Linked DNA regions of Homo sapiens: region 1 is linked to region 2. Evidence: chromatin contacts called from ENCODE Hi-C or POLR2A ChIA-PET data. All regions are on one chromosome and are shown on one strand. Each heading gives the region's core, a stretch centred on a gene start or an enhancer-like site at or near the end of the contact. The rest is flanking DNA. Distances are from core to core; before and after follow the strand shown. Region 1 has its middle 28 kb from the start of SNHG4. Region 2 overlaps SIL1 (SIL1 nucleotide exchange factor).

Region 1 (4,130 bases), core at 782-3,281, 150 kb before region 2:
GATGGGTTTTCACCATGTTGATCAGGCTGGTCTCGAACTCCCAACCTCAGGTGATCTGCTTGCCTCAGCCTCCCAAAGTGCTGGGATTACAGGCGTGAGCCACCGCATCTGGCCCAGCTTTCCTTTTTCCTGTCCTTTCCTTCTGCCCCCCTTGCCTAAAGCTTTCCCTTTCGGAGCCCTGTCTCTTCCCCTCTCATTCATTCCTCTTGTTCCAGATCTCTGATCTTTATATACCTCCCCTTCTCCTTTCCCTCCTTCCCTCCCTCCATAAAGCAATAGCCTTGCTCTTTCCTCCCTAGATTGAAGGGCAGTAGTGTAGTAAAACAAATCGCTATCAACAAAAGTACATTTCCACAGTATTCATCCCCATGCCTCTGAGAAGATTTATCAGGGTCTCTCACCCTGCACTGTTATGTAAATATAATCTAACAGAAATATGATATCTAAGGAGTCTGAGGATAAAGTCTCCATAAAAACTATCAATTACTCACTGTGGCTTGGGTTTGGTTAACTCACTCACTGCCTTGCCTGGCTCCTGCCTTTCCCCATCTTGGGGGACAACTTGACAGGTGGTGACAGCTTATAAAAGATGCTTTCTGCTTCCTTGGGCCCTAGGAGGTCATCTGGAGGATCAAATGTTTGCAAAGTGCTTGAGAAATTATAAAGTGCTACATAATTCAAGGGTATCATTATTTCTATTGTCATGTGGGCTGTCTCTATGCCTCTTTGATTTGACAGATGTCTGCTCTGCCTGCAAGCCTCAGCTAACCCCATGCTTGGGTATCTATAGCCTCCTTTTGCCTGCCTGCACCTATAAGCATTACTATCTGATTTCCCTCTTTCTAGGTAGTCCCTGGGAACCCTGGAATCACATTGATGTCTGTTTGTCCTAATAGTTGAATAGGAAGATAAGCTGTTGATGGGGCTGAGAATCCTCTGAGTAGCCCTCCACATTTCCACCCCGGAGAGTGGGGCAGGTATAGAAAGGGACGGAGAACTAGAAGGGAGGCTAGAGTTGAAGCCAGACCCCAGAGCAGCTGTGCCAAGGGCCTCAAGATTGCATGTGCTGCCCTAGATTACTCAGGGGGCTGTGCTCAAAGAGGCCTACACTGCCCTCTGTTCCCAAGACAGGAAGAGGAGCCTGGCAGTTAAAGGCCCAGGATGTGAGTCCTGGGTTTAAGCCCCAGTTCTGCTACTTTTCTCTTTTTTTTTTTTTTGAGACGGAGTCTCGCTCTGTCACCCAGGCTGGAGTGCAGTGGCGAGATCTCGGCTCACTGCAAGCTCCGCCTCCCGGGTTCACGCCATTCTCCTGCCTCAGCCTCCTGAGTAGCTAGGACTACAGGCGCCCGCCACTGCGCCCGGCTAATTTTTTTGTATTTTTAGTAGAGACGGGGTTTCACCGTGTTAGCCAGGATGGTCTCGATCTCCTGACCTTGTGATCCGCCCATCTCGGCCTCCCAAAGTGCTGGGATTACAGGCGTGAGCCACCGCGCCCGGCCGAGCTCTTCTACTTTTCACATTTCCTCTCACTTTTCTTATTTGCCAGATGCCGGTGATAATGGTATCTGTATTAGAGTTGTTGTAAGGAATAAATGAGACAGACTTGTGAAGACCTTAGCATGGAGCAAAACCATTTTGTTGTTTTAAGCGTCAATCAGAATGCTTTCTAGATCATGTGCCTTGCCGGTCAAAGATCTGGCCATGAGGGTACAGAACTTGCCTGGTCACCTTTCCTAGGAAAGGGCCCTTAGATGTGGGTTGTGTCCATTCCCCCTTGGGATCAGGCTGCTTTAACCCAGCAGCCCCTAGGGGCTGCAGTTTAGGTACTGTAGGAGGCAATAGAAAGGCAAGAAGAGATTGGGGGAGGTGGGTGTCTCTTATGTAGAAATGTCAAGAGTCAGAGCTGAAAGTGAGGGAGGTGGCGGGGGTGGGGGGAGGAAGGAAGAATATAGGATGTCTCTAAGCTGCCAGAATCCGGATGGGGCTGCAACTCTGGGGCCCTGGCACTTCCTGCCACCCCCAGTCTTGGGAATGAGTCACTAGAGGGAGGAGTGCTGGAGCCATCATGCTCGGCCCACAGAGCATCGGGTTCTGTTCCCCAAAAGAGGACTGGTGGGAGGCAGAGGGAGATCCAGAGCTTAGGGGCCAAGGGGAGCTAGTCCAGGGGAGAGGGCAGGAATTCCTAGGGCTCAGTTCACCTATTGCAAGGCCAGGGAGGCAGGCCTTATCTTCTACCTCCTGTGCCAGCTTCATTCCCCATCCTGGCCATGAAAAATCAACCTACAATTTCTCTTCTGATTTCTGCCTCTGCCTGTCCTGAGTAAACTCTATCCAGTTTTCTCCAGAGAGGGCTGTTTCATATCCTTCTGGTTACCCATAGTAGGGGAGGGGACAAGGGTCTACTCTGCCCTTTTCCACCTGGCTGACTCTTAAAGTCTCCTCCCCTTTCAAAGCCTTTCTCTCTGCTTCTGAACAACCTGCCCATGACTCTGTTTTGGCCCTTAGCTTATTTATGGGGATTTTTATTCCAGAAATGCCTTATACCTCAGCCTTCCAGCTTCTTAGTCAGGGTCTTCCTTATGTCCTTAGAACACAGCCAAATGTTAGGCATAAATGTATGGATATAGCATTGGCCCACAAATATTGTTTTTTCTTCCTCACTCCTTTAATTGTTGGCATTCCTTGGCTCTTCTTTATAGTTTTCATTTACTGAGCACCTACTATGTGCCAGATGACTTTACATATTCATGTATTTAATCCTCAAAATGACCTAATACATATTTTACAGATGAGAAAACTGAGCTCAGTGAGGTTAAGTAACTTGTCCAAGGTTACATAGTCAGCAGGTGGCAGAAATGAGATTTGACAGCAAAGCCCTCACTTTTTTGTTTTGTTTTAAAAAGCTATTGGCTGGGCGCAGTGGCTCACACCTGTAATCCCAGCACTTTGGGAGGCCGAGGTGGGCGGATCACGAGATCAAGAGATTGAGACCATCCTGGCCAACATGGTGAAACCCCATCTCACTAAAAATACAAAAAAAGACCAGGCATGGTGGCTCACGCCTGTAATCCCAGCACTTTGGGAAGCTGAGATGGGTGGATCACAAGGTCAGGAGTTCAAGAACAGCCTGGCCAAGATGCTGAAACCCCGTCTCTACCAAAAATACAAAAATTAGCCAGGCATGGTGGCACGCGCCTGTAATCTCGGCTACTCGGGAGGCTGAGGCAGGAGAATCACTTGAACCCAGGTGGCAGAGGTTGCAGTGAACTGAGATGGAGCCACTGCACTCCAGCCTGGGCGACAGAGTAAGACTCCGTCTCAAACAACAACAACAACAACAACAAAATACAAAAATTAGCTGGGCGTGGCGGCATGCGCCTGTAGTCCCAGCTATTCGGGAGGCTGAAGCAGGAGAATTGCTTGAACCCGGGAGGCGGGGGTTGCAGTGAGCTGAGATCGTGCCACTGCACTCCAGCCTGGTGACAGAGGGAGACTGTGTCTCAGAAAATAAAACAAAACACCAAGAAAACTATTGTTATTATTATTTTTAAATATAACTATTAGACGTCTTAGTGGTAACAATTTCATATAGAATTTTCTGTTACTTTGTGGGTTGCCTGTTTCTTTACTGAGATTTAATTTATACACTAGACAATTCACCCATTTAAAGCGCACAAAGTTTTTAGTATATTTACAGAGCTGTGCAACCATCAACACAACCAATCCTAGAATATTTTCATCACCACAGAAAGAAACCTCCTACCCATTTGTAGTCAATCCCAAATTGCCCCAACTCTAGGCAGCTACTAATCTATTTTCCATCTCTATAGATATGTCTAATGTGGACTTTTTATATAAATGGAATCATGCAGTGTGTGGCTTTTCCTCCCTGGCTTTTTTTTTTTTTTTTTTTGAGACGGAGTCTCACTCTGTCCCCCAGGCTGGAGTGCAGTGGCGCGATCTCGGCTCACTGCAAGCTCCACCTCCTGGCTTCACACCATTCTCCTGCCTCAGCCTCCCGAGTAGATGGGACTACAGGCGCCCACCACCACACCTGGCTAATTTTTGTATTTCTAGTAGAGACGGGGTTTCACCGTGTTAGCCAGGATGGTCTCGATCTCCTGACCTCG
Region 2 (4,204 bases), core at 918-3,417:
CTTTTGAGATTTCCAGTGGTTTCCCATTCCAATGGGGACATGATTCCTATTGTTTCTTTTCCACTTTTGCTCAGCATGGAAATGAGAGTCAGGTTGGAGGTGGGTTGTACAGAAACACGATGTGTTCACTCCATCAGCAGGAAGAGCAAATAAATAGCTTCATTTACTACTTTCCTGGCAGAAATTGTTTCCGCTGCAGGTGAGGGCTGGTTTATGATGATACCCTCCCCATTTCATGTTTAAACCTGAAACATGATCCAGGACTGGCTTCCTGAGAGGAGGAACACTTATTTCTGATTCTAGTTCAGCCCATGACAGATGTGGAGTATGTGTGGATTTGAAGACAGTGGGGGAAAGCATGGGACTTTTTGATGTGGAGTAAAGCCAGAGAAGGAAAATTCATCTACTCACAGTATGTATTGAGCTTCTCTTTGCCATGCACTGAAAATTTATAGGGTAAAGATAGTGGGAATGTGGACTGGTTCAACAAATCCTGTTCAGTAGAGCCTGACATCATGTGATCCCAAGGGAATTAAATTTGGGACAAATGAAAGAAAATTTACCTCACACAGTGTGTTGTAGATACAGAGTTGAAAGGATTTAAAAGTACCTTAGAAAAATGTAATGGGTAAGGGATTGAAAGAGTTTTGAAGACCTCCATTAACCATCACGGAGAAGAACCAATCTCTTCTATCCTCAGCGCAATGGCCAGGGTATGGAGATTGTGTCAGGTTATTACCTTTTCACACACACGGACTGGGTTAGTGTGGGAAGAGAGATGGAGCTAACTGCGCTCTGAAGGATTGTGGACGGCACCTGTTCAATAACACCTGTCTCCCTGTGTTAGAACTTGATTTATCTCTGTCTTAGTACATTTTATGCTGCTGTAACAGAATAATTGAGACTGGGTAATTTCTAAAGAGCATAGATTTATTTCTTACAATTCTAGAGACTGGGATATCCAAGTTTGAGGAGCTGCATCTGTTGTGGGCCTAGTTGCTGTGGCATACGTGGCCAAAGGCATCATGTGGTGACAGAGCAGGTGCTGGAGAGAGAGCAGAATGGGGCTGAACTTGCCTTTTGTGGGGGGGAACAAAAGAGACGGAGTGTTGCTATGTTGCCTGGGCTGGACTCCTGGGCTCAAGCAAGTCCTCGCGTTTCAGCCTTCCATGTAGTTGGGAAGCTAGGACTATAGGGGCACACCACTGCACCCAGCTGGACTTGCTTTTTTAATAAACTACTCTTGCGAAAACTTACCCACTCCTGTGATAGTGACATTAATCATTCATGAGGGCAAAGCCCTCATGACCTAATCACCTCTTTCAACATTGTCACATTCAGGATTAAGTTTCCAACACATGAACTTTGGAGGCCACATTTAAACCATAGCAACCTCATAATATATTTTAAAGCTTCCATAGAATATACTTCCCAAAGAATGAAGTCATACTGATTTGAGGCCTGAACAAGGTCATTAGGAGCAACAAAATGTAAGATAAAAGGTATTTCCCTTGTGCCTGGCACTCTCCATCTCCTGTTGTTTTCATGTTCCCGTTGTCTTGAGCCCAAAGATGTAGCGGTTCTGCTTTCTGTTTTTGGTGTGGTGCCCATCATACCTGTGGTGTTCTCTGAACAAAGGCCTGTTCCTGCTGGGCACAAAAATTGGGCTGGGCTTGGGGCTATAGATTTCTTTTGGAGATAAATAAGCAGGGTATCTTGCATCCCCTTCCATTTCGCCTGTCTCAAGGAAGAGGCCAAGGGTCCCCTCTTTTTGCAAGTAAAACAGAATGTACTTTCTTAAAACGATTTAAATATCACAGTTGGGTTCAATTTATCTACAGAAATAGACTTATATAAAAGGAAAACTTACAAAGGAGAAATTTCTACCAAATAATGGGCTCCCTTTTTGTTAAAATTTTTTTCCTACCTTTTTCAAGGTCATCCAGTTTAAAGTCTGAGTGTCCAAGAAAGAAGGGAGGGGAGGCCTAGAGGGAGAAGGGAAAGTAGAAGAAACAGAAGTACTTATAGATTCTTTAGGGTAAATCTGAAGTCTTAGTGATCATATGCTTTTTATCAGTACCAGCGATGCAGCCTGCCAGGGGTTTCCCCTCCTTGACCTTTTTCTTCACCTCCTGCTCCCATACTCCCGTTGGATGGTCAGGCAAGGAGGGCTGGCCTCAAGAACCTCAGCTATTCTAAGTCCTTAGCTCTGCCTGTCTGCTGTTTCAGCCAAACTAGATGGCCTAAGATCTCACACAGTCCACTTACTCCCATTTCCAGCCTTGGTGTGAACCCTTTCCCCCATCTGCAGGGCTGTATTGCAAATTACAGCTGTGAAACAAATTGCCACCAACTTAGTGGCTTCAAACACCGTCTCATTTATTATTTCATAGTTGATGTAGGTCAGAAATCTAGGTCCTGGTTAGCCGAGTCTTCTGTTCAGGGTCTCACAGCCTGAAACCAGGGTGTTGGCCAGCCTGTGTCCCTTTCTGGTGGCTCTGGAAAAGAATCTACTTCCAGGCTCATCCAGGTTATTGCCAACATATCTTTGCAGTCACTTCCTAGAAGTCAGACTTCTGGGTCAGAGGGTAAATGCAGTTATAATTTTATTAGATGTTGTCAAATTCCCCTTTATAGGGGCTGTATATGCAAATTTCATTTCCCTAGTCTCGCCTGCAAAGTACTTACAACCTAATAGGTGGAAAGCAGTTTTCTACTGTAGTTTTATTTTATCTTTGTCATGTGATGAGCAAAGTTGAACATCTTTTCATAGAGTCAAATAGCATTGTATTTCTTTTTCTGTGACCTGCCTGTTTATATCTGTAGTCTTTTTTTTCTATTGTGTTTTTGGTCTTTTTCTCCTTATTTTTTAAAAGTTTTTTATATATTGGGGATATTAACACTCTATGATATTAAATTGCAGATACTTTACCTAGTTTGACATTTGTCTTTTTTGCTTATGATATTTTTCCATGCATTTTTATTTTTTATAAAACTTTTTATTTTTGCATAATCAAATTAATATTTTTGTGATTTCTTTTGGATTTTGAATTATAATTAGGAAAGTTATTTACTTTCAACAAGTTGTTGCCACCAACTTATAATTAGGAAAGTTATTATTTACTACTCCCAGATTATAGAGTAGTTGACCTATGCTTTCTTTTGGTACTTATATGTTTTCATTTTGTATATTTAAAGATTTAATTTGTTTGGAATTTATCTTGACATGTAGGCATAAGACATGGGGTTAATTTTTACCTTTTTCAGTATGTCTGTTGAGTTATCCCAACACTGCTTATTAAAAAGTTTGACTTGGCCAGGTGCAGTGGCTCACTCCTGTTACAATCCCGGCCCTTTGGGAGGCTGAGGTGGGCAGATGGATTGAAGCCAGGTATTTGAGACCAGTCTGGGCAACAGAGAGAGATCCTGTCTCTACAAAAAAGAAAAAAAATTAGCCAGGTGTAGTGGTGCGTGCCTGTAGTCCTAGCTACTCCAGAAGCTGAGGTGGGAGAATCGCTTGGGCCCAAGAGTTTGAGGTTGCAGTGATCATACTACTGCACTCCAGCCTGGCCGACAGAGCGAGACCCTGTCTAAAAAAGAAAGTGCTTTCCCTATAGATTTGAGATGCTGCTCTTACTGTATATTAAATTTCTGTGTGCAGTTGGGTCTGTTTTTGAATGTTCTTTTCTGCTTCATTGGTAATTCTGTCTATTCATGCACCAGTATCAAACCATTTTAATTGTAGAGGTTTTGCAATATGTTTTATTATCCAGTAGGTCATTCTAGTTTTATTTCTGTGCGCTCCTGTTTGTGTGTATGTGTATCTAGATGGCAGTTGGAGACATGAGAACTGATGAGCCCCAGAAGAGAATCAAGAGCATCCTGAGAAGTTTCAACTCTTAACAGTCAGGTAGAAGAGGGTGAGCTGGCAAAGGAGAGGCTGTAGTGGCAGGAACTCATCAGGTATTCAGTCTCAAGGAAGTCAGGGCAGAATACTTACTTTAGGACTGAGGAACTGGCCTCCTGTGTCATGTGCTGCCAAGAAATCTCAGGAGGGGAGGAGTGAGAAGCATCAGTGGTTGTCACTGGGTGAGAGTGGAGTGGTGTGGAGTGGGCTTTGGAGTGAATGGCGGGTAAGGAGGTCTAGACATTCCTTGAGAAGTTATCAGTATAAGAAAAATGAAAGGAGATGAGAAAAGATGCT

What was found. A loop is a pair of places that touch in the nucleus more often than their neighbours do. ChIA-PET counts read pairs that join two places held with the same protein, here RNA polymerase II (POLR2A). Pooled maps may share reads with other maps.
Region 1: a map of thyroid gland shows a loop between it and region 2 (2.2-fold over the local background). The contact joins two enhancer-like sites. A Hi-C loop is called at or near these places in 8 of 168 maps with a recorded cell type or tissue (adrenal gland, heart left ventricle, heart right ventricle and 5 more), 8 of 37 single-sample maps with no recorded cell type and 5 of 50 pooled maps. POLR2A ChIA-PET finds 5 or more read pairs at or near these places in 4 of 52 experiments (GM12878, Panc1, activated CD4-positive, alpha-beta T cell and 1 more).

Annotation. Positions count from the first base shown.
Region 1 is chr5:139,244,396-139,248,525 of GRCh38, reverse strand. No RefSeq gene overlaps it. Among named protein-coding and RNA genes, the nearest start is that of SNHG4, 28 kb to the left of the region's middle. Within about 2 kb of position 2,031, at least 3 of the 41 ENCODE cell types and tissues checked have a DNase peak (open chromatin) inside an H3K27ac peak, as active enhancers do.
Region 2 is chr5:139,090,019-139,094,222 of GRCh38, reverse strand. All of the region lies in intron 3 of SIL1 (SIL1 nucleotide exchange factor), which reads left to right. Among named protein-coding and RNA genes, the nearest start is that of SIL1, 110 kb to the left of the region's middle. Within about 2 kb of position 2,167, at least 4 of the 41 ENCODE cell types and tissues checked have a DNase peak (open chromatin) inside an H3K27ac peak, as active enhancers do.